Linked DNA regions of Mus musculus: all the other regions are linked to region 1. A link is a loop called in an ENCODE intact Hi-C map of the cell type or tissue named here. Cell type or tissue: left cerebral cortex. All regions are shown on one strand.

What was found. A loop is a pair of places that touch in the nucleus more often than their neighbours do. Peaks named below come from ENCODE experiments on the same cell type or tissue, not always from the same donor. Only the 100,000 strongest peaks of a DNase experiment are listed, where the experiment ranks them.
Region 2: it touches region 1 in a loop (10-fold over the local background); 34 of 42 quality-filtered maps call a loop at or near these places.
Region 3: a loop joins it to region 1, with 11 times the contacts of the local background. A loop is called at or near these places in 5 of 42 quality-filtered maps.
Region 4: a loop joins it to region 1, with 2.5 times the contacts of the local background. A loop is called at or near these places in 5 of 42 quality-filtered maps.

Annotation. Positions count from the first base shown.
Region 1 is chr8:60,861,338-60,869,337 of GRCm38, forward strand. No RefSeq gene overlaps it. Among named protein-coding and RNA genes, the nearest start is that of Hpf1, 25 kb to the right of the region's middle. In left cerebral cortex, a CTCF peak has its summit at 4,391 (motif pointing left); DNase peaks (open chromatin) are centred at 3,545, 3,787, 4,349, 5,835 and 1 more place; H3K27ac peaks cover 1,696 bases.
Region 2 is chr8:60,613,971-60,621,970 of GRCm38, forward strand. It overlaps Gm34730 (a long non-coding RNA gene), which reads right to left. Exons shown (of 3, transcript XR_379010.3): 2 at 6,332-6,524; 3 at 2,444-5,064. Among named protein-coding and RNA genes, the nearest start is that of Gm34730, 14 kb to the right of the region's middle. In left cerebral cortex, CTCF peaks have their summits at 3,158 (motif pointing right) and 3,357; a DNase peak (open chromatin) is centred at 3,169.
Region 3 is chr8:60,768,901-60,776,900 of GRCm38, forward strand. No RefSeq gene overlaps it. Among named protein-coding and RNA genes, the nearest start is that of Gm45650, 54 kb to the left of the region's middle. In left cerebral cortex, a CTCF peak has its summit at 4,721; DNase peaks (open chromatin) are centred at 4,242 and 4,754.
Region 4 is chr8:60,780,418-60,788,417 of GRCm38, forward strand. No RefSeq gene overlaps it. Among named protein-coding and RNA genes, the nearest start is that of Gm45650, 65 kb to the left of the region's middle. In left cerebral cortex, no CTCF peak of the experiment used is centred here; a DNase peak (open chromatin) is centred at 4,849.

The DNA.
Region 1 (8,000 bases):
AGGACAAAGTATCATCTCTTCACACCTCTATACTCTTTGAAAATAGATAGATGAAAGAAAATGTTCTTAGGACATACAAACCACTATTCTCTCCAAACTTAAGTAAGAAGAGCAGCAATATAAGCAATATCAATAGCTAACATTTGCAGAAAATGTATTCAATTACTGCTGTGGTTGAAGCTGTGTGTCTCTCCAACATTCATTCGCATGCTAAAGGCTAACTCCCAACATGACAGCATAGGTTAAGTGCTCCATAATCATAGCCCCTCCCCCAGTGCTCCCAGATGATATTTTGAGTGTCAGCATCACATTACAAGTGGAAGATTCCACATCTGGTCTTATATGAGCATGTACAGCCTGAATGCAGGGGTGCTGAAAGTACTGTACAAAATGTTGTGTGTATAGATACACGGACCATAATGTTTCACATATCCCGGCCATAATGCTTAACATATATACATGAATTTCATCTCAAGATAGGGGTCCCTTTCCAGATATTTCATAACATACATGCAAAAAATCCAAAATACGGAAAGAGAGTCCAAAAATATCAACTCCTCTGGCCCTAAACACTTCTGTTACAGTTTCTCAGCCTGTAATAAGAGGACTTTCAGGAAGTGATTACATCGTGAGCCCTGTGCTCTTAGGAAAGAGGTCACCGCTCTTACAAAAGAAGCTGAAGGGAGCATCCTGCTCTTCTTTGCCATTTCAGCCATAAGAAGATGTCACCGGAAGGTGCCACCCATGGGTGCCAGACCCTCGACAACCAAATGAGCAGGTGCCACATTCCAGAACTGAAAAATAAATAAATAAATAAATTTGTGTTGTTTATAAATCATCGTAGTCTGGGTAAATTGTTGTAGGGCCTGAGTTGTCTAAGACATTCTCTTAGAACTTGGGTGCATTCATTCATGTACTATAATTCTGTCAATGGGCTTAAGATATGGGTGGATCCCATGCTGAGAAACTGAGAAACTAAACCCAGAGAAGCATGCAGGGCTTCCCAGTGATTTGGTTCTTAATTGCTGAGTTCCAGGTGATGGTTGATAAGGAAACGGGGATGGAGGGTGGTCACATTTAGCAAACACAAGTCCAGCTCACCCTGTTCTACTTGAATACCAGATCCGAAATGAGTACTGCTTAATACAATATTGCCACGAGATAGTGGGAACACACTTAAACTGAAAAAGCACGCGTATTGTTCACCTGAAATTTAAACATAGCTAAATTCCCTGTATTCAAACTGGCTCCAGCTTGGAGACAAGCCCTATGAGGGATAGCCATTGGGAGCAGAGTTGAAAAAATACCACAGAAAAACAAAAACCAGAAAATGCAACTGAGGTTCAAAAAGCTCATTAGACGGCATACCTCCAACTGACATAGCACATAAAGGTCCAGGACAGTAGGATGGCAAGACCTGAACTTTCAACCTTTCGACGGGACATAAACCTTACTCAAGCCACAGCCAGTAGGACAAACACAGGGATCTTAGGGCACTACGCTTCCCAACCATTCTTTTTTAAATGTTTTCTTTTCTGAGCCCACTCATTAGGAAACCTTAACTGGAAGGCCTGAGGAGACAAAAGAAAGGATGAGACTGAAAGATCCTGGCAGAATGTAAAAGGACACAGAAGCCCTGAAATTGGCAAGATAGATGTCAGTGTTAGCAGAACTAGCTTCACTGATTTAGAAAAATAGAGGTGCACAATGCTCTGGCCACTCCTTGAACCTGTGTGTCTGCCAATGTTCTGGCCAGGTGTGTGCCCATTGCTGCACCTTCATTAGACTCTTTCCTTGTACCCCTCCCATACCCATTTCTTGAGAATAGACATTGTTTAGATCTGGAAATCCCCTAATCTCCCCCTTCTCCTTTCCCCCCTGAGGGCCTATAAAAACTGGGAACTCTTTCCCCTCGAGGTCGACTCCTCTACCCCTGCATGGGATATGAGTCGTCCCCAGAGCTCTGGCTTTCCCGAATAAAGCCTCATGTGGTTTGCAACAAGCTCGGTCTGTCGTGAGTTCTTGGGTGTCCGCTATTGTCCTGAGGCCTGAGCGAGGGGCTCCTCTCGGAGTCTTTCAAGACCTGAGTCTTTGATTTTTATGTTTAGAATTGACTTTAAAAAACAACAACAACCAAATCCTCCAATAAGAAATATCAATGTTTCCTAAGGCTAGGAGGAGGGCTGAGGGGAGGGGGATGGAGAAGATACAGGAGAGAGGGAGGGAGAAAATACAGGAGAGCTCCAGCAATCACCTAAATGGCTGTGGAGCCTCTGATTCCCTTATAACCTTCAGCCCCAGCCAGGAAAACAATATTTAACATTCTCTCATAAAACATATTTGAACACTTGTTTAAAACACACTCAGGTTCCAGGACTATTTAATTAAATTATTTTGGAAGTAATCTCTTAGGACATTTTGGTGGTTTCTCTTTATAACATTAGATATTGTCTGAGGGTTTTTTGTTTTTGTTTTTTGGTTTTTTGGTTGGTTTTTTTTTTTTTTTTTGTCTTATTTTTATGATTCAGATATAAGTCTGTCTGTATTCCTATAAAGCTTGACATCACACAAGTGAGTCAGCAGAAACCGTCCTCTTTCCCACACCTCCTATTTACCGACAGTCACCCTAAACACGGGCACCCATTCCATGAAGCACTTTATGAGACAGAGAGAATTTTTTTTTCCAAAATAGTATTTTTATTGATTCTCTGGGAACTTCACCTCCTAGTCCCCGCTTACACTCGCTTCCCAGTCCTTCATGTCCATCAGCCCCTTTGCCCTTGCGACTTCCTCCCACCAAGGTGGCAATAACAAGAAAAGAAACAAGTCCAATTTGGTTTGTCCACATACCTACTAGAGCGTGGTTCAGCTCCCAGTCGCCTGCCGCTAGAGAAAACTGAGTGCTCTCCACCTGCACCCTGGGTCTGAGGCCATCATCTGTGGAGAGGCGCACTTCAGCATCCTTATCACCGGCTGTAAGAGTTCTCTTTGATGGCTTCCATTTCTGGCTATTTGTGTGTTGGGAGCCGGGTTGGGGGTGTCAGGGCTCTCACAGAAGCCCGAAGCCTTCCATGTCCCTGCCTGTCTCTCATTTGTGTATCTGCAGTCGTCCTCCTTGACAGCACTACCCCAATAGTGTCTGGAGCTCCAGATCACGGGCCTGAGAGGAAGGGAACCTTTTTTTTTTTTTTTTTTTTCTTATTTTTCCTAAAGACTTATTTATTTATTTTATGTATATGAGTACACTGTACCTGTCTTCAGACACACCAGAAGAAGGCATCAGATCCCATCCACCATGTGGTTGCTGGGAATTGAACTCGGGACCTCTGGACGAGCAGTCAGTACTCTTAACCACTGAGCCATCTCTCCAGCCCGAGGCAGAGAATCTTATCTTAGCCAAATCCTGATGTTCAAAATAAGGATAGCTGTACAGATTTGGCACCTTACCGGACGAGAAGGATTCTATCCCTGTCGCTGGATAATTTGATTCAGCCGGATCTGCCAACTGAGAATTCTGTCTAAGCGCCTCAGAGGAGAGATGTTCAAATCCTGGCCCCGTCTCTTAATAGCTTTTAATCTTGTACAAGTCACTTAACCTTTCCGCTTGCTCATCTTTGAAATGAAAACAGTACCATCTGTCTCCCAACATTGTGAGGAATTAATGACTTCGTCCACGTAAAGTGCTTTAAGCACAGGGTCTAGCCTACATAAACAGCTATTACTCTAGTGGCTACTGCTGCTCACTGAATCTACAGTGTGTTCTCTCTGTAGCCCTTACGTAGAAAAACATATTTCTAGCCTTGAGTCACATCCCTTCAGACAATTTAACTACATCTTACGTACCAGGAAGGCTGGCAGATACAGCCACTGTACAGTTGACTCATGGTATATAAATTTGTATATAATTACATCTTGATGTTCTTAAAAAAACAGTCCTCTAGCCATAATTAATAAATCTCTTTTTTAAATCTAAAAATTGCATATATTTAAATATTTAAAATCACATAACTGCTAGAAGTATTTTTAAGCTATTTCTTCATGAGTCTGTATAATTAGAAAATAAGTAAATAGAAATAGGTTAATTTTGGAAGAATTATCATCTATTTTTCACCTATATGAATTGCTTATATTTTTTTCCACACAAAACTAGACTTAAAATTAGATTTTAAGACAAAAAACAATTCTCTACTTTTAATAGTGCCATTTAAAATGCAAATTTTGTTGCAGATGAGAAAAAATGAAATTTTCACAGCATAAAAATAAATGGAATTCCAGAGTCACTATCATATAAATAGGTGTCCATCTGGCCAACCCTAAGATTGCCAATTTTCTTCCTTCAATTGTTCCCCCAAGTTGAACAAGAGTTTAAACAGCGCCCTCTTGTGGTCGACAAGGTCACTGGCAACCTGGAGTCTAGTCAAGTTCATCTGTCATTTTGTAATTGACTACATGTTCAGTTTTTGCATTATATATTTTATATTTGCTGGCATAATGGGGAAGGAAGACCAGAGGGCACTTAAGTGGATGCTGTTCCTTGAGTGTACAGATGTATCCAGCTTTGAGGTTTCACAGGATCACTCTGTCCCAGAAGGCTGTGCTGCTTCTACTTTGGGGACCATGTTTGTCTACAAGGCCAGAAGGAGCCTTGCTCAGAGCAACTTATTGAGTGAATGGTCACCTACATTTCATTACTTCAACTCCATTATGAGAAATCTCCACATCCAATCTACCTATCTTCAGCTGAAAAGCTTCAGATCCAAAAAAATACAGAACGGGGCCAGGTGAGGTGCTGCACACCTTCGATCCCAGCACAAAGGAGGAAGAGGCTGACAGATCTCTGTGGGTTCGAGGCCAGCCTGGTCTACAGTGCAAGTTCCAGGACATCCCAGGGATGTACAGAGAGAGCCTATGTAAAAGGAAAAAAAAAAAAAAACCTAAGAAAGCAACCTGAATGAAAATCCTCTTTCGTCTAGATTTAACCCACATTTCCTGGTAAATTGTACCACACTCCTTGAAACTCTGCTTTTTTTACTTGGTTCCAGAAATATCTTTGGAGCAGTGATCAGGTGCCAGACCCTGAGCCGGACACAGAGCATACACCAGCAATAAGAACAGCTACTTCTCTGTGAAATCAACGATAGGAAAACCATCCTGAGCTGAATGCTGAACAGTCAGTCATGATGGCACTGGCTGTGGTGGTCACGGTAAATGAACAGGACAGGCAGATTTTGTGTAGAGGGCTACATTATGGACGGGACCTGAGAAAGAATTTACCAGATTAAGGCAGGGTGGGGAAATACTTCAAGTAAGAAAAACAAAATATACAAGAGTTGGGACTCTGTGCAGTAGGAAGGGTGGCAGACTGCAGATGTAAGCCAGGTCAGCATGGGCCAGGGGACACAGGGGGCAAAAGTACTGTGAAACAAGCTGAGCTTTATGGTAGAACCCAAGGTCCATGGATAGAGAGAACCAACGTGGGTCACATGAGTGCCTATACACATACACACAGAGAGAAGGAGAGAGAGAGAAAGAGAGAGACAGAGAGACTGAGAGAGACAGAGAGAGGAGACAGAGAAAGACAGAGTGAGACAGAGAGACAGAGAAGCCAAGTCATGCTGATCTCTGAGGAGCACAGGTGGGCTTTGAGTGTTGTCTTAAAGGCAGTGGGAACTCATGAAATGAATGCTAACATGATAGAGTATTCTTTTGTTTATATATAAAAAAATTCACATTGCATGTGAAGAGAGGACTGAACGGAAGCAGGCACAGCAGTGTGGATACACATCAAAAGGCTACAGTCGTATTCTAGCAAGAACCACTGTTGGCTAGAACCTGGGTGGGTGGGGAGTGAATAAGGAGATGGCCAGAGGTAGCAGAACTCTAGATCTATTTGAAGATGATGCTGGTGAGATTTGATGGTGACATTTTTTAAAGTGGTGAAGGAAAGGAGGTTGTAAAATGCCTGAACAAAACACAGGAGCACTCTCCAATTACATGCATCTCACAGATGATGCTGGATTTGTAGAAACCAGAAAAAGAAAAAAAAAAAAAGCCAACTCCAAAAGTATGCATCCCTGTCACTTCCTTTATGCTGACCTCCCTTCTCTGTAGCTCCTGGGACCCGGTAAGGGGGCTTATTTTATAGCAGTAGCTTTCCAAAGTTAGGCCAAGAAGAATCTTCTGGAAAAACTGAAAGCCCATTATTGGAGGAGCAAAAGGCAGATATCCAGTGCAGAATTCTATCCTCAGCATTGTGTCTATTCCAGGCTCTGAGCTGAACATAAATAGAGCACACATTTCCAACAATATATTCAACAGATTAAGGGAAGTAAAAAACAGAAGTCACACATTTTTAGGTAAAAAGGAAGGAGTGTGAATATACATTGGGATATCTTAGGAGCTACACAAACCATGAGAAATGTTACTTTGAATGCCCTGCTTGTTTCATGCCCATATCTCAATCACTAGCATGAAATAAAAATAGATGTTTTTTTTCTGGCCTCAAAGCAGAAAGAATCATCAAGCCTGTAGAACAAATGCCAGCCTTTTGAATTGTCTGAGAGCTAAAATTAGTCTGAATGAGGAACCTCACTCTGTCAGCTGAGGGAGACAACCGAATGTGGGAGGCCAGCTGAGGACACGGCTGGAGAGTTTTGCATAGACGCGTCTGAGAGATGGAAAAAAACCTAATTTCCATTTACAGGAGAAACAAATATGAGGAGGAGAAGGAGTGAAGTGTCCTTTGGTGGCTCAGTAGTTCATTCCAGAGCAGATGACAGGACAGTGTTTCACAAAACCATTTCATCTCTTTGGAGACATCCACAGGTCTTTACCACCTCAAGGTCACAAGGAGGAAAAAAAAATCCCTTTTATTTGGGAAAAGAAATAAATGTTCTTCTATCTGCTTCAGAGGTGGTAGGGAGTTTACTGTGTTCAGCTTTAGTCCATTTGTCTCTCTCTTTTTCCTTTTGGTTTCTAGGGAGGAAACAGATGCAAGAATGCAAATCCAGGGCTGGGGAGATAGTTCAGTGGGTGACAAGAGGCCCTACCATCTCAGCAATGGGAGGTAGAAACAAGCAGAGCCCTCAAGCTCACTGGGAAACCAGTCTATCTGAGTCAGTGAGTTCCCGGGTCAACAAGAGACCCTGATTCAAAATAAGATCAAGAGAGATTTAGGAAGGCACCCTCCCTAGGGTTTCCATTGCCGTGAAGAGACACCATGACCAGGGTGACTCTTATAAAGAAAAACATTTCATTTGGGGCTGGCTTACAGTTTCATAGGTTTAGTCCATTCTCATCATTGGTAGGAAGCACGGCAGCATGCGGGCAATGTGGTGCTAGAAAAGGAGCTGAGAGCTCTACATCTTGATCCACAGGTAGCAGGGGAAACACTATGTACCACTGAGCTTAAACATCTGAGATCTCAGAGCCTGTCTCCACAGTGACATGCTTCCTCTAAGGAGGCCACACCTACTCCAAGAAGACCACACCTCCTAATAGTGCCACCCACTATAGGCCAAGCATTCACAAACATGAATCTATGGGGGCCATACCTATTCTAACTGCTACAGCAGCAGTGGACCTGGACCTCCATATAAACATGCACAATGTAAATGCAAGCACAAGCATACAGTTTTAAATGTAAAGACTTCATTAGAGCCCCACCTTTTCCTTTGCACTGTTCCTCCTCTGAGTGTGACTGCTGAGTATGCACCAATGACTTTCCTGCCTGCTGACAGCCATTTCAGAGCCTACTTCCCAGGGAACACATTGGGATCGTGTCTATTTTCCAAGAGAGAGGAAGGAAGATTCTTAGCTTAGATGCCCAGTTATCTTTGGGTCTTTCTTTTCCATGAGTACGTGAAAGGGTAGAAACAAGAGGATCCACTTACAAAACATTCAAAACCAACCTTGTATGGCTATAAACCATTGGCAACTTTCAGCCTGTACATTAATCTCTGTAAAAATAAGGACTCGTGACTGCTGTGATCTTGTGTAGG
Region 2 (8,000 bases), 250 kb before region 1:
CCTCTCAGGAGACAGCTATAAAAGTCTCCTTTCAGCAAACACTTCTTAGCATCCACAATAGTGTCTGAGTTTGGTGTCTGTCTATGGAATGGATACCCAGGTGGAGCAATCAATCTCTGGGTGGCCTTTCCTTCAGTCTCTGCTCTATAATTTTTCCCTGTATTTCCTTTAGACAGAAGCCATTATGGATTAAAATTTTGGAGATGAGTGGGTGGTCCCATCCCCCAACCAGGGTCCTTGACTAACCTCTGGGTATGGTCTCTACAGGTAGTCCCTCCCCTTTGTTGTGCATTTCAGCTAATCTCATCCCTGTTGGGTCCTGGGAGTCTCTTGCTTTCCTGGCATCTGGGACTTGTTAGTGATTACTCCCAATTCCCCATCCCCCATTGCTACACACCTCCTCTATTCAAATTCCTGACTTTTCTGTACATCATCCCCATCTCCTCCCATACCTGATCCCGAGGAAGAGAGAATAAAAGAAGCTCTTAACATGGACAGATTTATCATACAGGCAGACAGGAAACAGGAAGTTTATCATAGAACTACAAACACACATATAGACAGGCCTAGACTGAATTTGCCAACATCAAGACACTCTAGATTAGTAGTCCTGAAGGTCAAGGGGAATTTTCCCACCAACACACCAAAATGTAGTATAAGGAAGTGTTTGTGAACCCTGAAGGACCAATCAGGAGCCGATCCAGTGCAATCACACCAGGGTCTTTATTCATAAGCTCAAGCTCGGATTTAATTCACCTCTGACCCATAGGACTGTTCTGGTGGGAAAAAGCCCCAAACACTCATTGGGACAAGGTTTTATAGGAAATGACAAGCATGGGGTGAGTGTTTCTAGCCTAGCAAGCATCTACTTGGGGGGCTACTGTGGCCTTTAGCACAATTGGCTGGTGCTGGGAGCCAAACCATAAACTTAACTTCTGCTTTCCTCCTTACGGGTGGTTGTTAGGCAGGGGTGGGCTTGTAACTTGGAGGTGCAGATTTGCTGTAGAATAACCTGGAAACTGGTGCTAGATGCTGGATTTGCTGAGGGAGAACAGCATGGAAACTGAATCTAGGCTCAGGTTTTGTTGGGGGATGAGTTGAAAACTGAAGCCAGGTACCAGCCTGTTAGTTTACTTGATTTTAAACTTAGGTCAGGTTTTCTAAGATAGAGTCTGAACCCCAAAAGTGTGGTCTCTCAAAAGCACTTAAAAAAAAAAACAGAAAGAAAAGTTGACTACAGTGGGTTTACATAAAACAGAGAGAAGAGAACTGTTCACAGTAATATTCAAAGAAAAACATCTGATGGTGTCCACGAACCAGGTTGTATTTCTGAGTCACGGGTACCAACATCTTTTAGTCTCTGTATCATTTTACTCATTAATTGAATTGAACTCACAGTCCTTTTATGACAAACACAAACCCAAGGTTATTATAAGCATTCCTTCCTAAGTACTTCATGCCCTACCTGCCCTGACCTGAGGTTGATGCTGGAGTTCCAAGGATGTAGGTCTCAGAAGGAGGCAGCACAGATTGCAGTGCTGGAGTGCCAGCTTCCACTCCCAGCACAAGTGTCCCAACAAGTATCAAATTGTGTGCGCCCTGTCTAATGCCTCCAAATCTAAACACTGATCATGCTGTAGTTAAACGTCACCCTGACAACTTGGGAATCTTTGCCAATGACTGAAACAAGTGTTTATGGGATGCTTTCCAGGAAACTAGGATTTGATCAACACTGCTTTTAAAATGATGAACATTCATCCTGAACACCTAATTCAATTCACACATGGGCACTGTTTGTTCTGTGTAGCCAGAGACCCAGCCAGCAGCTCTATTACTCAAGTCTCTTAGGGATACGGGCAAATAAGGGAAACCTCAGGCCCTTGAAGCTGAGACGAGCAAGAGTGGAAAACAAAACAAAACAAAAATCTGCAAAAATCCAGTCATGATATGATATAGCACCTAAAATGTTACCTCATTGGGGGAATTAGCGTAGAAGAGAATTGTCTTTCTTAAGGGGGTTCTTTTTCCTGATCATGGATTCTGGCACCTCTCACAGAAGCTAAGTAGAGTAAATTCATGTCCTTGAACTAATGGCCGCTCTTGCTCTTGCTCTTGCTCTTGCTCTTGCTCTTGCTCTTGCTCTTGCTCTTGCTCTTGCTCTTGCTCTTGCTCTTGCTCTTGCTCTTGCTCATGCAACTGTCTTCATCATTCACCTTTCTTTCTAACAAATACATAGTTAGGCTTAATGAACAAAGACTAGGGAGCACACTAACAAACCTAAAGGAGCTCTAAACATACTGATGACTCTAGGAGGCATCTCTATCATGATCCTAGTGATATACAGGGTCAAGAAACTTCAAATTCTATCTACCTGACTTTCAAGTCAGGGAGGGGAGTAAACATGGATTTATCACTGTAGATAAAAGAGGAGGCCATTGTCATATCTTGATCAGTCTTTTAATTACTGGTGATAGTGGTGCCATATCTGACCCTGAGATACCAATAACAAAGTTAACAGTTTTCATGTATATATTGAAATCTAATTTAAACTTCAAGACAACTAGAAAATGTTAGCCCTGTTACAACAGAATCGTTAACCCTGCTACAGACAAGGAAATAGGAGATTGTTTAAAGCAGACTTGCAAGCTCACATGTAAGCAGTTCCTGTCATCACAGTGTAAAATTGTGTCACTTTATGAAGATCTGAGGAAGTCCTTAGTGAGGGGTAGTCCTGGGGCTGCTGCTGCCAGCCAGGGGAGTAAGGTGGCAGTCCTGGCAGAGCACAAAGCTGCATTCCCAATACATTAGAAAAATTGTAGTTACAAAAGGACTTCAGAGATGCATACATTTTAACAATGCTTAGAGACCCCTCGCCCACAGTCATAGTCATTTCACAATCATTCAAAAGGAATGAGCCTGAGCCACAGTTGGCCCGTCTTCCCAAGACTCAGACACATGTATTCATGGCTTGCTATTAACAGCCAACTGGAAAGAATACACATAAAACCTTGTAGGGTGAGGGCTTTGGGGACATCTATGTTTCGGTCATTTACACCAACCTAGGAAACCCCAAAGCCTAGGTACATGTTTCAAGTTGTAATGCATCCCCTTGTACACTGAGTAAACTGTGCAATTGTTTTCTATGTAAAGTAACAAACCTTTTGCCAGCAGGTGGCAGTCTTGCAGAAAAGATCAGTGGGAATTTGGGAAATCTGATATTAAGAAAATTTCAAGTTTTAGAAAGAACTATGCATCCAATATGATTAAATCGTACTATAAGCCTGAAATTTTATGAACAATGCCAACTAGACATGTCCATTCAATTAACTTCAAAAATACAAGTCACTGTATACAAGCATTATTTGATTCCATCAACAGGGTGTCCTGCTGCATACTAGATGAAGATACAAGGTTGAAACAATTCTAAGGAATGGTAGAAAACAGAATCAGTTTAAATATTGATTTTTTTTTTACAACTGACACACTTAATATAATCTGTCTTCTTATGTGAGACTGGCAGAATATTGCGTAGTCTTGAAGTGGTGTTTTTATGTTTTTTAAGACTATTTTTTATTCTAGAGAAGCGTGTGTGTGTGTGTGTGTGTGTGTGTGTGTGTGTATGTGTGTGTGTGTGCTTCTTAGGAAGGCCAACATACACTTAACACTTCAAGGTCCATCAGCATATTGTTCAAAGTTAAAATGGCAAATTCTACTTGGCAGTCATAGCAAATGAGTATTTACTCTCAAAATATTTGCTGGGTCTCTTACAGGAAGCTAATTTTTCTTCAAGGAAACCACACTTTCAGAAGGTGAACTGTGTCCCCCACATTCCTATAAAAGAAAATCCCAATTCCCACTCTTGGAATCTGATCTTACATGGAATCAAGATTGCAGCACGAGTTAGGATTACATCATACTCTGATGTTTGGTGCTCTGTTAGACAGGATATGCTGCCTTTGTCCCCAGATGCACTGACTGTAAATGCGCCAAGTGCCCCCAGTGCCTCTGTCTTCACAAATGCACTGAAATCTGACGTAGGTGTTCACACATCAATTAGAAGAGCAGCTTGAAGGAAAAAAAAAAAAAGTATTTTATGAGGAAGTTGTAGAAAGTCAAAGATTCTGGGCAAATCTTCTTTGGCAATTTAATATTAAGTGTGACTGATGGTAAAGATCAGTGAAAACTTAGGCAGTGGGCTCTGAGGAGGATTCCATCTGAATTTTTGGCCTCAGGGATGCTCACAGGGCATTACTGCAGGAACAGCACAGCTATAAATCATGGGCTTACTGGTAGCATCGCTGCACTTTGGGCTGTCCTATTGGCTCTTCTTTTCTTTCTTCCTTTCTTTCTTTCTTTTTTTTTTTTAAATTGGTTATTTTATTTATTTACTTTTCAAATGTAATCCCACTTCCCAGTTTCCCCTCCTTAAACCCACTTCCCCCTCCTTGCCCCTCCTTCCCCCTCCATGTGTACTCTTTGGTTGGTGGTTTAGTCTCTGGGAGCTCTGGGAGGGTCAGGGTCTGGTTGGTTGATATTGTTCTTCCTGTGGGGTTGCAAACTCCTTCAGCTCCTTCAGGCCTTCCCCTAACTCTTCCATTGGGCTCCCCATGCTCAATCTGATGGTTGGCTGCAAGCATCTGCATCTGTATTGGTCAGGTTCTGGCAGAGCCTCCCAGGAGGCATCCATATCAGGCTCCTGTCAGTAAGCACTTCTTGGCATCAGCAATAGTGTCTGGGTTTGGTGTCTGTATATGGGATGGATCTCCAGGTGGGGCAGTCTCTGGATGGCCTTTCTTTCGGTCTCTGCTCCACTCTTTGTCCCTGCATTTCCTTTTGACAGGAACAATTCTGGGTTAATAGTTTTGAGATGGGTAGGTGGCCCCTTTTCTTTAGTCCATTTTATCCTTCTTGGTCAAAGAGTGCATCACCTGGCACTGTACCCTTTGTGCAACAGAGCTAAACTTTCAGTTCTGAATGCCAACCCAAAAAGGTGTTCCAGAATGATCCTAATCTTGGTCCTTGAACTTGGAACTTTCCTTCTTCAGTGTGAAGACTTCGCTGATTCTGGAAATTAAATGAAGAAACAACAACAAGGTGTACCTTCTCCGTGCTCATTTGCTTTACTTATTTAATTAGCATCTCCACTTTCATGAGATGATTGGGGTGCCAGGCAGTAAAATCCTGCCCACCATGTTAATTGTGAAATGTGTACTCTGAAAGGGACAGATCATCGTCTTTTATAGCACTATAAAATCTATTCAGATACTACATGGCAATGTGTGCTTTATCCATGTTGCTAGCAGGCTGGGCTTTCAAAACCAAACTATTGCCTGGCCAGCCATATTACCCTTTCCATGGAGCAAATAATCAAAGAAAAATTGTCCAGCTTAATAACCCTGATCATATGACAGAAGTACAAAGATCCATGATGTCCACAGAATCCAAGCAGTTCATTATTCAGTCTGCATTCAGTAGTATGGTAAGTGCAAAGTGTCCATGTGACCTCAGAATAACCAATCTGAGACTAAGACCTCTGCAGAATGAGCAGGAATGCATCCTTTTGCTGAGTTAAACCTTCATAGTCATTATTGGAAGCTAAATTCAATTCTGCTTTCTTGGCATCTAAGGAATCAAGTTTTCTCACAATGAATTTCTCACGAGCCTTGGCATCTGGATTCTTTACCAGCATTAACGAGGAGGTCCTGGTACTTAAGCTAGTAAAGATATTATCAAAAGAAAGGCTTGGGCAAGTACCATGCAGCTCTAACTATAGAGTGAAAACACTGCACTTTTGTACAAAGATGTGTGTGTGTGTACCCACCTGTGCATGTGTTCAAGATGCACATGCATGTGTGAGTGCCTATAGCAGCCAGACATGATGATAACTGTCTTCTTGAATGAGTTTTCATTGATTCATCTACGCTAACTGACCACCTATCTCCACAAACACCCCAGTTTTAGGTTTATAGATAGCCTTCTCCAACCTAGTGCTAGACTTGTGTGCTGCTAGGCCCAGACTTTACCCAAGTATAGGGAGTCTGTACTGGGATCCTCATACTTTCAGGTCAGACACTTTATAGACTATGGCGTCTCTCCAGTCCCCAAAACACTATCAATGATAAACCTCAAGACACATAATCGACTTTAAACTGACCCTCAGGATTTGCATGGTTTTGCTTATAATGGCGAAACAGTGAACTAGTGGGGTCTACCCTATAAAATCTCTCCTTTGAAAACCTTAGAATGGTGGAGCAGATTCTTCCTAAGGCCTGGAGTTAAAAATGAAACTGGATTTTAAACATAAATGATGTGTGCGGCACATCATGTGCACCTTATGATCTGAGGAAAATAACCACCAGAGCAAGAGTTCCAGCAGCAAGGCTTTGGCGTGGTTTTCTTCGACGCTGGAACTCGGGACTTTTGTCCACGATAGGCAAGCACTCTACCACCGAGCTACAGTTTCAGTCCACCAAAATCTCGACGAGCAAGCTCACTTCCACATGGCAGGAAGATCTAGGACAGCTCTGAAACAATCAAATTCAATTAGAAAAGATCTTTCCTTTCATATCACAGGGAGCTGTCTAAGGGTTAATAGACTCTCTTGATTTAGCACCTGAGCCTTCTCTACATAAGATATGTCTTACGATGCTTACTCCCCTAAGACAGAAACCTTTAAAAGGATAAAAGCTTGTTATTGAGACACAAAGGAGTAAATTCTATGGAAGGGGGAACACTATGCTGTCACTTCTCAGCTTCCATTCTCCTGGGAATTTGATAGACAGCTTCAAAGCAGCAAACAACCGAGTGGGGCTGGTGAAGAAGCTCATTTCATAGGATGCTGGCACAAAGGCTGAGGTCAATCATCAGCCCTAGGCCCCCCACCCCAAAGGAACAGGGTGGTACCTGCTTATAATCCCAATACTCAGGAGGTAGAGGCAGGAAGATCAGAAGTTCAAGTTGACCTTTGTCTACTTAGCGAGTTGGAGGACAACTTGAGCTATATCCCTGTCTCAAAATAATAAAAAAAAAAAATCAAAATCAAAATTAAACCAGATATGAGCGCTTCCCTGACTGGACAGTTCTTTCACTCCTGCCGTTCGGGGCATTTTGTGCATAAGAATTAGAATATGAAGCAAGGTGTGGGAATATACACCTCTAACTTTCTTTGGAGCTGAGGAAAAATAATGGAGTTTGTCTTAGTTAGGGTTTCTATTCCTGCACAAACATCATGACCAAGAAGCAAGTTGGGGAGGAAAGGGTTTATTCAGCTTACACTTCCACATTGCTGTTGATCACCAAAGGAAATCAGGACTGGAACTCAAGCAGGTCAGGAAGCAGGAGCTGATGTAGAGGCCATGGAGGGATGTTCTTTACTGGCTTGCTTCCCCTGGCTTGCTCAGCCTGCTCTCTTATAGAACTCAAGACTACCATCCCAGAGATGGTCCCACCCACAAGGGGCCCTTCCCCCTTGATCACTAATTAAGAAAATGCCCCATAGCTGGATCTCATGGAAGCACTTCCCCGACTGAAACTCCTTTCTCTGTGATAACTACAGCTTGTGTCAAGTTGACACACAAAACCAGCCAGTACAGAGTTCATGACCAGCTTGTGCTAGCAAGACATTGTAACCAACCTGTGATACAAGACATTGTCTCAAAACAAAAACAACAAACAGAAACTAGTGTGGGACAATGGGCTGCGCACAGACAGCCTGGTCTTCAGTCAAGCATAGGCCTTGAACCCTCCCCCACGCCCCCAGCCTTGGTGGGTGGAGATTTTCACCTGCATGGGACTGCAGGACTTTGGCCACGCCCCTGGCACTTAGCTGAAGCCTCCCACAGCCCCCCTGCAGAGAGGTATAAGGCATCAATCACAAAGTAGCAGCACTAAGCCCTCTCACATGCAAATAAAGTTTCCCCAAACGCTCAGTCCAAACCAATTAGAAATACCTGCTTTCAAACCCTGAATCATCCCCAAGACTGTATATAGGTCTTTTTTGG
Region 3 (8,000 bases), 92 kb before region 1:
ACCTAATTATATCCTTTACAAAAGTCTCCTTGCAGCTTTAAGGGGGAAGAGGAGCAAAGATGTAATAAACACATTTATTGATAGAATGAGATTTCGATAGCTTAACCCAATTCTTACATCTTCCCAGGCTTCAGCCAGCTCCACAAAGGGAATTAATCTCAAATCTTTCTGCTGGTATCCCCCAGAATAAAGTTTCCCTACTAATTCAAATGTTTTATTTGGGATTATCTTTCCCCCAAGATGATTGGCAGGAGATATGGTCAATCTCTACAAATAAAAACCCATCATTTACCCCCAAAATATAAAAAATGGGTGATGTAAAGCAGGCACAAGTGTTTACAGGATTCTTCCCAATATCAGAGTCATGCAGCCATGAGTAACACTTGGTAGCCATCAACGCCCAGCTCCCTGCACTGTACTTTCTTAGGGCGCCTGCAAAGTGACTTGAAGAGATGAAGGAAACATGTTTCCCCAATGTTTCTTGAACTTCTAACTCCTGGTCCCCCTTTATGCTTAGGACGAGAGTCCATCTCACATCCACATGAGTATGAGAAAGATGACCAGTATTTCTGACAACACGAAAACTTGGGTCTCCTCAGTGAGTCTCCAGGCAAATGTCATTGGATGCTTCAAATTCATAAATACCTTTAATTTCCATAATGGCAACAACACAAGAGTAAAACTTAGTCTTTAACACAGAAAATCACTAGACTTGTACCAAATTGCCTTTCTATCTAGAACTTCTCAGGAGCTAGGCAGGTAGCTGGGTGGATATAAAGAAGATGAATAAGTCACAGCAGGGTGAGGGCCTTAAAAAGCCAAGTCCTTAGATAGAATAATTATGCTGAGTTTGGGGCATCACTTTCCATTTTCTGAAAGCTCAGGGCACTAGTTGACAGCTGCCCTTTCATTGCAGAACAGAATCCAATTTGCAATTTTTTCTTTTAACCTTTCTCTAAAACATATGTAAAACAAGAATTATGTTTTCAGTAACATTCTGCATTGGCATAGGTTCTTTTAAAACTGCACAAATGCCCTGTAATGTATAATGTCATCAACAATAATCTTATTCCTGTAAAGCTAATAATAGTAGCCCAGAAAAGGAGAGTGGCTGATCCAAGCAAAACAATTCATCAACATCCAAAGATGCGCACATGGCCAACATCACGCTTAGTCTACTTGCTAGATGCTCAGTGAATAACTAAATTTCAGTGCAGGATTTTGTCTAGACATTGTTCTCATAAGCAAAGAATAAGCAGATCTTAGTTAACAGACTGGGAAAAAAATCTGTTAAAATTAAGTCATCTGAGAAAATTAAAATGAGTAAATATTCTAGTCATGGAGGTCAGAAAGTCATTGGTCACTCCTGGAAACATTTCAAATAACAGTTCACTGATTTTTTTTAATAAAATTGCATGTATAGTGCTTCATTAAATTTGAAAGGGTTGTATCTCAGCTGTTTGTGTAGCGATGTTTTCTGAAGCAAGCCTCCTCCCAGTTCATTTTGTCTTTGTGCTTCCCATGGCCTCCCCTCCAAAGATTATATTTTCACATGTCATGCTTCTAACAGGAGTAACTCAAGACTGACGATGTTCAGGTGTCCCAATATTTACACTCTCACATAAAACAGCACAAACCGTGGGGCAGTCAATGCTGTAGGTGTTCTTTTAGGAAGAAAGTAAGTCTACCTGGCACATGGTGAACTGAGGGCTATTTGCTTTATGTAACCACCAAGTTTTTCTTCATTGGGCTCTTGAGATAGATAAATGGTAGTTTCTATTCAACTAGGTCCTCACAGTCATAATTTCAGCCATTGTTTTTTTCTCTCTAGAAAGCATGCCATGATTAGCATTCATTTCATTGTTTCTAGGCTTAGATGCTTTTCTCTTACAGTCCCCAACTGTCACAGACCTTCGGTGCAAGAAAAGAAGGATATGCATATTTCAGGGCAATCACCCAGATCGGATCTTGTTTCTGTAAGGCCAAAGTGTGTCAAAGACCAGAATCTCCAGAAGCTGATCAGAGATGGACAAGATATATCTATAAATACACTCCCGTGTCCTTCTCTTAACTGGACCGGACCAAACAAAGTCAAAACATCTGCTCTTCCTAAGAGAATAAATGATACAGTCTTTTAAAGGGAAATCAAAGGCTCATAATTTTCTCCCTTGGACTATACCATTTGTTGCTGCTATTTTTGTCTCTTGTGAATGGGAAGTCACCAGCTCCCTCCACACCAGATCATCCAAAGGCAAGGATGTACATAGCAAAAAAACAGATGTTTGAAAATTCCAAAGCAAGATAAAAACTCCAGCTGTTATGCATTAGGAACCTATACCTTGTGGCAGGGACTGTCCTAGTGTCAGGTGTTGAATTAATATCCTTCCCTACAATCTACTATTATGTGTAATCTATTCAGTCAACAGACAGTGAAAGCCAGGTAGATGGATTAAGAAAATTTCCCAAAAGGAAATAACCTATTTAAAATTAAAAAAAAAAAGCCTGTTTTAAAAGTCATTTTCTGGAACTAAAGATGTAGTCCTGAGGTACAGTACTTAGCTAGCAAGGCCCAAGGCCCTGGATTTAATTTCCAGTAAAGCACACACACACATGGGAGTGGGGCGGGGAGAGAGAGAGAGAGAGAGAGAGAGAGAGAGAGAGAGAGAGACTTCTTTAATCATTTATGTCATAGGTATTCAATACAAGCCTGCTATGACCTAGGACCTAGAAAGAGAAGCAGGAGCTCAGATTCAGAGGAAAAAGACAGTAAACAAATGTAAGTGTGTATGTCTGTGTGTCTCACACTACATAGGGATGGACTACATGTATGATGATCCAAGGAGATTATAATGGATCTGAAAGACTTCTACTATATACCAATTTATATTTTTGTTTAAATATGTTAAGAGAGACAGCATGTAGATGTGTTACAGCTAACTGCAGAACATAGTCACATGATATTTGGGTTGGTTGGATAGCTTTGGTGTAAGCAATCTGTACCACCAAGGCTTGTGGAAGCAGGCTATGATGCTCACACAATGACACACTCTCTTAATGACTGGGCTCTTAGACTTCATTCCTGTCTTTAAGCAATGCACAATGGTGCACGTGTATGCACATATGTATAGCTAGATACACAGGTGTACAGTCAGGAGGTGAGATTCATCACAAAGAACAATACAATTAATATTTAGAAGAGCAACAGAAGAAAAGGAAAGAGGGATTTTTGAATGGGGTGCCCTGGAAAGACATCCCCTGAAAGATGACATTTAAGCAAGACTAGAACCAAATAAGTCAAAAGCCATTTGGGTTCCAGGAGAAACAGGCACAGAAGCAAAGTAGTGACTTGGCATGTTAGGGCCACAGCACATAGCCTAGCTTGCAGCAGAGTGGATGCAATAGGCAGGAGATGGATATAGGAAGAACTCAGGGTCCTTATCTAAGGGGATGAGAAGCAGGTGAGCAAGGGAAGGTGCTCGAGGCTACGGTCCCGATTCATTCCATCCATGGGGCAGACAGACCCCCTCCCTGGCTTGCCTCCTGCCAACTTCATTAAAACCTGCTACATAGGCTGCCCTCACCTGTTTCCCTGACCTCAGCCTCCAACTTCTGTTTCTTCTAAGGTCTTTTACCCTTCAGCTGCTGGGCATGGAATCAAGCATGTAGTCTCTCTCCTCTAAAACAAGGAGGACAACCCAATGAGCAGATGCATGACAACATTAGCCCTAGGCTTGGTCTCTCCAGTCACTTCTCCACCCCTGTTTCTCCCTCCTCTTTTAAGTAAGTTCTCCACCTGTTTCTCTCGCCTCTTTTAACCTTACTGAATTTCTGTGGCTCACACTTCTAGCCAGTATGTATAAAGGGGCCCGTGTACATTTTGTTCACAGACATGCAAGACATTTGCCAAAGGTACCAGTAATTGGAATTGTTCACAGTCTAGATAGAAAACAAAAAATAACTAATATGTTAAAATATGAATATATATTATATTTAATATATAAGTAAAATATAATATGAATTTATATGTGGAGTCTTCACAAAAGTGTCACAGAGAGGTCAAAATCTGTCTGGTGAAAAGCTTTATAGACGACAGAGGCTTAAGTTGGACTTGGAATGTTTCTGTGTAGGTGCACCAGGAAGTTCCGGTAGTAGTTTCCAAAGAGAAGAGAAACAAGCGTAAGAAAGATGCGTGGGAAGCTATAGAACAGAGTTGTAGGTGTTTGTGTTTCTGATTTTTCTCTTCTCTAAGTAGATGGATGGAAAAACACAGTGGGAGATGATTGACAGCTTGAAGAGGCGCTCAAGTAATTTAACAGAGAGATATCCCTACCCAGCAATATCACTCTCCCTGAGCAAAGTACAGAAACTCATCAGTAGGAAAGACAAATGGAGCTGGAAGCACGTTTAACTCCACTGCTTCATCACCTCATCTGGGGCTGTGTTTGTGGATGTCACTCTGTCCACCAAACAAACAGAGGAAATTCCAAAGATGCTCATATTTCCTCTTTCTCCCCTCTCCCTCCTTCACTGGGGACAAAAAAAAATATTTGATTTCTCTCTGCACCTGTTCCTGCATTGTTTTTGTATGCCACCTGTTCCTATAGCATCCCAGTAGACACACATAATCCCTGACTCATAAGACTAAAATGCGAACTATGCCAGGAACCGGACTATAGACAGAGTCACCGCCAGGATATGTAGGCTGAGCTGCAAGCAAGGCCCAGGTTTCTTTTGTGATCCTAACGCCTACATCCTCTCAGCCTGAAATGGACTATTGTGCTTTTCTGGGCTCTGTGACTCACCAGTCTTTGCACATCACACAGACAGGAGTTTGTTAGGGATTTTTAGGTGTTGAAAGTCTGGAAAGCTCAGGCAGTGCAGAATTGCTAAATCTGTACAGTTGACTAAAGAGAAGAGCTAAGGCCTCTGAGACATTTTCCCAAGATTTAACTCTTGACAACTCCATGTCAATTTTAGCCACATTTTCTGCTAGTAAATAATGGCTGGACCAGCTACAACTTTAGAGCCCTCACTGTAATCAGTTCTAGGGGAGGGATTATGATTGACAGGTAATTAAGAAAGCTGACAGGAAATAGCATTTGGCCTTTTTGAAAGAAAACCACAGTTTGTAAAACATAATCTAATTTACCAAAACCCCAGATGGCAAAGCTGTGCATATTGTCACCAAGGCCAGGAGTCTTGTATTAAATTAATCCCTCTTCATATTATAGTTATGGAAACTTTAACTTCCATATGAGAGGAAAGGATGAAAATATTACAAACTTTGAATTAGGAACTCAACATTTTCTGGGCCACTGCTAAATATAAGATGCAAAAACATTGATTGATTGGGATGCAGACTTTCCTGGCTAGAGCGGAGATAAGATTGAGCAGCTCTGAAATGCCCTTCCCTTGTTTAAACGAGCAAGACTGAGTGTTAGGAGGTAGTTCCCCGAGTTCAGCCATCTCAGGAACGAGTTCACCTTGCTGGCTGGATCAAAACTGAGTTTACATTCCCAGGGCCCGGAAACCAACTCCTATCCTGCTTCTTCCAATGTTTCCTGTTTGTCTGTTAACTAATAACAGATGTAAGGAGGAAAGATGCTGTTATCCCGTTATCTAACCTAAAACACACAAGTCATAAATGTGTTGCCATCTTGTAATTGACTAAGAGCTGCTTGACCACTTCTTTGTTCCCTTATCACTTTAAATGCCAGGTCCCTTATGGAGGAGCTAGAGAAATTACCCAAGGAGCTAAAGGGATCTGCAACCCTATAGGTGGAACAACAATATGAACTAACCAGTACCCGGGAGCTCTTGTCTTTAGCTGCATATGTATCAAAAGATGGCCTAGTCGGTCATCACTGCAAAGAGAGGCCCATTGGACTTGCAAACTTTATATGCCCCAGTACAGGGGAACGCCAGGGCCAAAAAGGGGCAGTGGGTGGGTAGGGGATTGGGGGGGCTGGGCTTGGGGGACCTTTGGGATAGCATTGAAAATGTAAACGAGGAAAATACCTAATTAAAAAAAAATGCCAGGTCAGAGTCCAGGGGGGAAGCGGACTACAAAAGCTGACTCAAGTACCCTGAAAGTTAACCTCAGGTAGACCAATGTTAACTTCCCTTGTGTCAAAATATGATTGGTCAATGCAACATCCCACCTAATCTCCCTTGCTTTGTGTTCCCATCCTATAAAAATGTTGTACAATCTCTCTTCAGAGATTCCGTTCAGATCCCGAAGTAGCCACCTCCTGGTGCAAGCAAAAAATAAAGCTTTCAGTTCTTCTGGTGAGTTTTCTTGGCTTCGATCCCAAACCCAGCATATGAAAGGAGGATATATGCCGTTATCCCTAAAATTTTAAGGATATTCATTATGTCAGAGACTGAAGAAAGAAGTTAATATACATCAAGATTTCAAAACAAGGCATGAGGAGCTAAGGAGAAAACTGTGGTCAAAAGCTCTGTGATGCGCATACATGGCGCACGCCTTTAATCCCAGCACTTGGGAGGCAGAGACAGGCAGATTTCTGAGTTCAAGGCCAGACTGGTCTACAAATTTAGTTCCAGGACAGCCAGGGCTATACAGAGAAACCCTGTCTGGAAAAACCAAAAAATAAAAAATAAAAAAAAAAGAATTCAACCAGGTTTAGGAATTTACTTTCAATGTCAAGTAAGAGGGGAAGAAATAAACAGTTGATCTGCAATGCCCTTTGGTAATTATTGTATGATATAATACTGTTGTATATATTGTATGGTATAATACTGTTGTATATATTGTATGGTATATGCTGTTGTATATATTGTATGATATATACTGTTGTAGAAGAAGAAAAGAATCTCCCCATCTTATTTATTTGCTATGGTTTGGATATGGTTAAAATATCCTCCAAGGTTTCCTGTGGTAGAACTCCTTGACATAAAGAAGATATACAGAACAACTCATTTACTTTCTCTTTGTTCCAAGAATTTTTATGCCAAACTGGGTAAGCGAACATGGTACCTCTAAGCTAAGACAAATTAGACATTGTAACAAAGAGAATAATTACACACTTACAAAAGACTGAAAAAAATCAACTCATCTTCCTTTGGATTTCTTTGTGGGAAAGACAGATGTCATCAGAATTAGGGAAGCTGGCTTCCAAGTACTTATTTCCGTATTACATTTTAGGACCAGAAATGACATTGTCCTCTTTATGTCCTGATGATAGAAACCATCTGTCCATCACCTTTTGTGTCATTTCTTGAAAGAAAGAAAGAAAGAAAGAAAGAAAGAAAGAAAGAAAGAAAGAAAGAAAGAAAGAAAGGAAGGAAGGAAGGAAGGAAGGAAGGAAGGAAGAAAGAAAGAAAGAAAGAAAGAAAGAAAGAAAGAAAGAAAGAAAGAAAGAAAGAAAGAAAGAAAGAAAGAAAGAGGGAGGGAGGGAGGGAGGGAGGGAGGGAGGGAGGGAGGGAGGGAGGAAGGAAGGAAGGAAGGAAGGAGTAGGGGAGTAAACACTAGGTCTGTTAGCACAGTCGTGTGCAGAACCTGAAGAGCCTGCTCCAGCACCCCCACAGTACCCCACAGACAAGCAGGGAAAATCTAAGACATAAGATCAAAAGTGCACCCTGTCTACCTTCTCTGCCACATGAAAGGTTCCAGCTGCATTCCATTCCTGCACCTCTGGGGGCTAAGACCTGACTCCTTTTATAAGTGGTCTAATGTGAGATTTCCTTGTCCTAGAAAGTGATACCAAAAGTACACGTGACTGAGCCATTAAAGCTCACTTCTTTGAATACAAAAATGCCTCCTCGTTTCAGATCACCAGGAAAGATGATATTTTAAACCACCACCAGCGACTACCCTACATATCAGCTAACATACACATCAGTGGATAAGGAAATCTACTGTAAACCATGAACTGTGTGCAAAGAGCCAAGTGCAGAGGACTAAAGGAAGTATCTTGCAGGAGAGCAGAGGACGGTGGCAAGACATAACACAAAGCACAGGGACTTACTCCACACAG
Region 4 (8,000 bases), 81 kb before region 1:
TTCCTGCCATCTACCTGATGTCTATTCCTCTTGGGTTTATTTGCTTCTTTTTGTTCTAGAGTATTCAGGTGTTCTGTTAAACTGCTAGTGTATGCTCTCTCCAGTTTCTTTTTGGAGGCACTTGGAGCTATGAGTTTTCCTCTTAGCACCACTTTCATTGTGTCCTATAAGTTTAGGTATGTTGTATCTTCTTTTTCATTAAATTCTAAAGAGTCTTTAATTTCTTTATTTCTTCCTTGACCAAGTTATCATTGAGTAGAGTGTTGTTCAGCTTCCATGTGTATGTGGGCTTTCTGTTGCTTTTGTTGCTATTGAAGACCAGCCTTAATCCATAGTGATCTTATAGGAGGCATGGGATGATTTCAATCTTCTTATATCTGTTGAGGCCTAATTTGTGACCGATTATATGGTCAGTTTTGGAGAAGGTACCATGAGGCACTGAGAAGGAGATATATTCTTTGGATTTGGATTAAATGTTTTATAGATATCTTTTAAATCTATTTTTCAAAACTTCTGTTAGTTTCACTGTATCTCTGTTTAGTTTGTGTTTCCATGATCTGTTCATTTATGAGAGTGGTGTTGAGGTGTTGGGGTGTTGAGGTCCCCCAAAATTACTGTGTGAGGTACAATGTGTGCTTTGAGCTTTAGTAAAGTTTCTTCTATGAATGTGGGTGCCCTTGCATTAAAATCATAGATGTTCAGAATTGAGAGTTCTTCTTGGTAGATTTTCCTTTGATAAATATGAAGTGTCCATCCTTATCCTTTTTGATGACTTTTGGTTGAAAATTGATTTTATCTGATATTAGAATGACTACTCCCACTTGTTTCTTGGGACCATTTGCTTAGAAATTTATTTTCCAGCCCTTTACTCTGATGTAGTGTTTGTCTTGGACACTGAGGTGCATTTCCTCTATGCATCAAACTGCTGGGTCCTGATTACATATCCAGTATGTTAGCCTATGTTTTTTATTTGGGAATCTAGTCCATTGATATTAAGAGATATTAAGGAATAGTGATTGTTGCTCCCTGTTATTATTTATGTTATTTTTATGTTTGTGTGGTTATCTTCTTTTGGGTCTGTTGAAAGAAGATTACTTTTTTGCTTTTTCTAGGGTGTAGTTTACCTTCTTGTGTTGGTGTTTTTCATCTATTGTCCTCTGTAAGGCTGGATTTATAGAAAGATATTGTGCAAATTTGGTTTTGTCATGGAATATCTTGGTTTCTCTATCTATGGTAATTGAAAGTTTTGCTGGGTATCATAGTTTGGGTTGGCATTTTTGTTCTCTTAAGGTCTGTATAACATCTGCAAAGGAGCTTCTAGCTTTCATAGTCTTTGGTGAGAAGTCTGGTGTAATTTTGATAGGTTTGCCTTTATATGTTATTTGACCTTTTTTCCTTACTGATTTTAATATTCTTTGTTTAGTGTGTTCAGTTTTTGATTATTATGTGATAGGAGGAATTTCTTTTCTGGTCCAATCTATTTGGAGTTCTGTAAGCTTCTTGTATGTTCATGGGTATCTCTTTCTTTAGGTTGGGGAAGTTTTCTTTTAGAATTTTGTTGAAAATATTTACTGGCCCTTTAAGTTGGGAATCTTCACTCTCTTCTATACCTATTATCCTTATGTTTGGTCTTCTTATTGTGTCCTGGATTTTCTGGATGTTTTGGGTTAGGAGCTTTTTGCTTTTTGCGTTTTCTTTGACTGTTGTGTCAATGTTTTCTATGGTATCTTCTGCACCTGAGATTCTCTCTTCTATTCCTTGAATTCTGTTGGTGATGCTAGGTTTTCTATCTCCAGTGTTATCCCCCTTTATGATGTTTTTATTGTTTCTTTTCACATTTTTAGATGTTGGATGGTTTTGTTCAATTCCTTCACGTGTTTGGTTGCGTTTTCCTATAATTCATTAAGGGAGTTTTGTGTTTTCTCTTTAAGGGCTTCTACCTGTATTTATTTTTGTTTGTTTGTTTGTTTGTTTGTTTTGTTTTGTTTTGTTTTTCAAGACAGGGTTTCTTTGTAGCCCTGGCAGTCCTGGAACTCACTTTGTAGACCAGGCTGGCCTCAAACTCAGAAATCCGCCTGCCTCTGCCTCCCAAGTGCTAGGATTAAAAGTGTGTGCCAACAAGCCTGGCCTCTTGTATTTCTTTAAGGGAATCATTTATGTCTTTCTTAAAGGCCTCTATCATCATGAGATGTGATTTTAAATCAGAGTATTGCTTTTATGGTGTGTTGGGATAACCAGGGTTCACTGTGGTGGGAGAACTGGGTTCTGATTATGCCAATTAGCCTTGGTTTCTGTTTCTTTTGTTCTTGCCCTTGCCTCTAGCCATCTGGTTATCTCTGGTGTTAGCTGGTTTTGTTGTCTCTGACTGTGGCTCCTGGGAGATCAGTTCTCTCCTGGCAGTATTTGTATATGTAGCTCTGTGTCACCAGAAGACTCCTGTCCCAGACAGTCCCTCAGTTCTTGTGTCCTGAGGGTTCTGGGTGGTTTCTTCTGAGCAGCAGTGGTGATGCTACCTGTACACATAGGCCTATCCACACTCCTGGGAGGCTCACTTCCTCCCAGCGCTATTTGGGTATGGAGCCCTGTTAAGGATATTGTTAATATACCATTTCTTAGAGTTTGTCAGACCTCCTCTTCTTATACTGTTTTTATTTCCCTCTTCCTTCCCTAATTAATTCCCTCAAGGTTTTTCTAATTTCCCAATCAAATTCTTTTACCCTGGTATTTCTCCATTGCTTATGACCCCAACAAAGCCTCCTTTTTGCTTTCATGCTTTCTGCAATTACTTCAAAACATGTACTCATATCTGAAGATTTGGAGCTAGGAACCTCAGAAGAAACAGAATGATGTTTGACTTTATGGGCCTAAGTTATCTCACTTAATATGATGTTTTCTAGTTTCAACCATTTACCTACAAAATTCATGACCTCATTTTTCTTTACAGGTGAATAAATTTCATAGTGTTTATGCCCCACATTTTCAAAGTAAATTTACCACATGACCAAGATTTGTATCACCCATTGATTGGCCCGTCTTTGGAGAAAATATGCTATGTAAACATAAGTTCTTACAATCTGTATATTTTACATATAAAATCTTAATATGCAATCTTTTAGAGAGACATTTAGTCTAGTCATCATCAGTTTAGGATAAGTGATGGTAAAACATCAAACTAGTCTCAGTTCCTTTCTAATCATTATTTTTTCCTAAGTAGATGGCTGTAAAAATAGCTGCTCATTAAATGTAGGATATGCTCACCAACTATTAACAAGGTGTCCGGACAATCCTACTCTGATGGACAGCCAACTTTCATCCTGTGTAATCTTTCATCTGTGCTATACAAGATTTTTACCAAAGGATTTCTATGATAAGAAACTGACCTCTGTTGTCCCCATAGTCTACCCTGTCCTCTGGTTATTTTTCCCTCAAAAGTGTAATGAATACAAACATTTCTGCTCCCCTGACAGTTCTTCCACCAAGTAGCACTTTACCAAACTTGCTTTCTCACCCCTATTGCTCTTATGATTAAAGGAACAGAGGCTTTTACCTCATAGAAAACTGGGTTAGAACCCCCCCCCCCTCCCTGTCTAAGAGTTAGAGCTGTTGCTTCAGGCTCAGAAGATTGATCCTTTGTGTCCTCATCTAAGGAAGGAGCTGTTAGACAGTGAGCTGAGAACAATGCAGAGGTGGATTGCATGCCCATACAAAGGAAAACAGTCCATGCACTTTAGTCCCCTTGGATTCCTCTGCAGCAGCCAAACACTTCCTTGCTGCTGCCTTATGGCATTCTCCCCTTCTGACTTCTCCATTACAGATAACCTGCACTGCATTCTAAGTACTTCAAGGAAAAAATACACAATGACTTGCGGTTATTTTGAGCTCTGCTTTGTGTCTTTTCTTGTAATAAATGAGCAACTCATGGCTTTTGTTCTTCCTAACACAGTAGTCATATCACTAGTCCTTTCTATCCTTTTCATAAGCTTGTTTTTCTCATATATATTTCCCAAAAATACTGCAGGAAGTGAGAACTGGACTGTAGGCTTAGAGTTTCAAAACCTTTTAATAAGGGTTCTTAAATGCTTTAACATCCCTTCTAGCCTACCAGAGGTAATGGAAATGAAAAGTTAATAAAGCAAAAGAGGATGTGGACCTGTTTAGAAATATTTCGATGGAGCAAATCTAATCTTCATTGTCAGGATATCAGCAATTCAGTTCACATCAATCAGCAGCAACAGCTTAATCCACTTGCAAACACTAGGCACAAATCAGCAATAGCAGGTTGATCCAGAAGAAACCACAAGGCTCTGTCAAACAGCCTGAGTCCTTGCAGAACTGGCAGAAAACTGCCAGACCACCAGAAGATTTTTGGTGCGTTTCTCTTTATGAAGTCACAACAAATGATAACAAACAAAGAATGGTAAGGTGTACCAATACCACCCAGTGTTGTCAGCAAAGCAATGATGACCAGTAAAGAATAACGAGGTATACCAATACCATCCAGCATTGTCCATCGTCTGTTGAGTTGTATTTATATCTTTTCCAAACATCACATGTTCTCTCAAGAATCTGCTTTAGCAAAACATCACATGCCTCTTTCTTCCAGGATGCCTCCAGAAAAAAAATCATGTGTCTACTTTTAGAAGAACATCTCCCCCCCCCCCCCATGTTTACTTCAGGAAAAATCATCTTCTCATAAGACAGTTTCCAGAAAAACAACATATGACACAACTCCAAAGTCTCCAAAGAAACCAGAAATTAACACTTCACTGGACCACGGAGATTCACAGCCCTAAAGAGAATTTAGGTCCAGCCAGCTAAGCATCTCTTACAAAGATCTACTTTTAGATGTGTAGGCAGAGATGAGAGAACCAGAAAAGCATGGTGAGGCACCTAGAAACTAACAACAGAAGACACCCATATATCCATGAGCTAGACGACAAGATGCTTTGGTGACCTGTAATATAAATATATAAATAAAAAAAATAAATAGGGAAAAAAAGAAGACAGGATGCTGGGTAAAAGTGGGAGTGGTGGCTGTGAAGATCCATCTACTGCCAAAGACCCAGAACCAAATCAGTAGATGTTACAGGGGATCAAATTGCCTCAACTTATTCTCCTCTGATATGTTGATCTTCTGCTGATGTTAGTTATTCAGTGAATCTATTCAGAGACTCTAGTGATATAATTCTTACGTAGGAGAGTATGGAGCCAAGAAAGACAGGAATAGAACAGATCTTGGGTGGGAACAAATAAAAAATTACCAATACAAAGCAACCTTTATTCTGTGTGTCAAAGAGTCTCCTACTGTGTCATGTGGCCTCCCAGTACAAAATAGAAGGTAGCATTTCCAAAAGACTGGTCAAAGCAAACAGGCATTGTATTAGAACAAGTCAATGCCATGAGCCACCTAATCTGCTACACAGGGGAGGTTCTTTTTTTTTGTACACTCCCTAGCAAAAAAGCATAACCTAGACATGTCAGACAAACCAAGACTGAGGTACAGTCTACAGAGGATCCTTCAAGACAGTCAAGGTCATGAGAGAAAGAATGAAACTACAGCATGTCCACATTAAAAGGGAGGAAAAGGAGGCCTGAAAACTAAGTTCATCCATGGCTTGGAATAAAGTGACAAAAAGTGATTATACAAATGAAAGATTTTAATAGAATCTATAGATCAGAAAACTGCAGTACTCTCACCTTGAGCATCGAGTCATGAGAAGAGAAGATGCCAAGCATCTTTTTCATGGTGAAAGGTATCATCTACTGGGAAATATTTTGCAACAAAGGCTCAGTGTGCACACTTTACATTTGGCTGGTTAAAAAATTATATTGTGGGTAGAGAGATAGTTCAAAGCTTAAGAGCACTGGCTGCTGTTCCAGAGACCCTGGGGTTCAATTTCCAGTATAGAATTATGTTTGGGAGAGGCAGGGCCACACAAAGATTGAGTACACTGCTGATAGGAAGTGCTAGTCTGGAGAGAACAGCTAGTCCTCCCCAGTCTCACTGGAGTCCCATCAAACACATGCTTCTTAGATGGTTCTAGGCACCCAGTGACTCCTGTCATTGTGGAGAGAATTCTCATCCTCTCGTGACAATCTGTCATGCTTTTATATTTAAAGGTCCAGTCTCCGTGTTTCCACCATAGAAGCTGCATCACATTCTCATTAGAAATCAAATGATCACTTTGAAACCGAAAGAAATTAGGTGGAGGAAAAGGTCTGCATTGGAGGGCTTAGCATGAAACTGGGATTTTCTGCCTCCTGTGTGAGGAAGTGAGTGAATGATGAGCATAATATTTATGCCAGCCTTGCAATTGGATTATTCTCCGCCTCCAAAACAGAGCTGCTAATATCACACTGGTTCTCTGGGGGAAGAGCGGTTGTTTATTTCCCCACTACTCATTCTATGCCCGAAGCAGATGTTTGAAAGACTATGATTGCACATACTGAACACACATGGCTTTCTGGACATCAGAAAACAAAACAAAACAACTGCGATTGCTTTCAGTGCCAGGAAGATACAAGTAAGGCTACAATCACTGTGAGGAAAGCTGGGTATGAATCTAGCTCTAGGAAACTTCTGCAGGGACTAAGAGCGAGAACAGTCCATTTGTCGAGTAGTCATTGTTTCTTGTTCAGGGTAGAGATGGAGAAGCATCCACGTTTTTCAGCATTCTATCTACTTTAATCTAAATAGCATTTCCACAGGACTCTCAGAAAAAAAATAATAAAGCAATTCTATGATGTCATCACACCAGCTTGAGGGAGAAAGCCTGATATTGTTTTATTAAGCAAGTATCATTTTATTACATTAAGAGACCTAGAGCCTTCTCATTAGCTTAACAGCTATTCTTCATGGCATAAGAATTTCAATTTATCTTCTATTTAACAGATATTAAGTGCCTACTGTGTGACAGGCACTATGAAAAGCTAGAGTAAATAAAACTGCTTCACAGTTCACAATTTCCTTTTCCCAGAAAAATCAAAGGTCATGTAAATATGATATGGCATGTGTAAATTTTTATCAATATAGAACTTAATTTTTACTACATTTTAATTTTATTTATTTTGAGAGGTTGCACGTGTATCACAGGGATTATATAGAGGTCAGAGACAACTTGTGGAAATCATTTCTCTCATTCCACCATGTGGGTCCCTGGAATCTAGCTCAGTGTTCAGACTTGGTATCTGCACAGTTCCTGACCAGGTGTTCCATTAGCCCCCAAGGTAGAACTTCTTCTAATAACAATACTTAAGGGAGAAATACTTCAGGGTATTTACTAAGCAGGAAGCTCAGTTGTTACTGAGAACAGAAGGGAGGGCACATTCATGAGTAGGCTAAAGAGCTGAAGTTTTTCAAGTTCTCTGAAATAGTTGGATCATACAATAATTTGTTTTGCTAAAGTCTATCATTTTGTTAAGCCATAGTTGGATATCAGAACCACAATTTTGAATATTACATCTGGTTTGGTAATGCAAGCTGAACAACAGAAAATCAAGAAGAAATAACTGGTTGTTCTATTGACTACCACAATTGTCTGATAGCATCTTTGAGTTTATTGATAAAGAAAAATATATTGAAAGACTCCAATCTTGGTCACAGAAGATTCCGGCTACATTTGTGACAATAGCCTGACATTGTCAGAATAAGTTCACAGGTTCCTAAGGTGAGTACCTTAAAAAGCAGCATTGATTTGGATTAGTGGATAGATATCACTGTTTTTGCTGAAAGAAAGAAAGAAAGAAAGAAAGAAAGAAAGAAAGAAAGAAAGAAAGAAAGAAAGAAAGGAAGGAAGGAAGGAAGGAAGGAAGAAAGGAAGAAAGCAAGCCTTACAATTGTATAGCATTCTTATGTACTTGAGAAGACCTACAATAATATAATGTAATCATTGTAGTCATTGTAGAACCTTCTTTTTAAAAACAACGTGATAAATATTCATGCTAAAATGTTATGAACTAGCTGACCTCCAAGATGGTGCCTGATGCTTCCTGGTATCAAG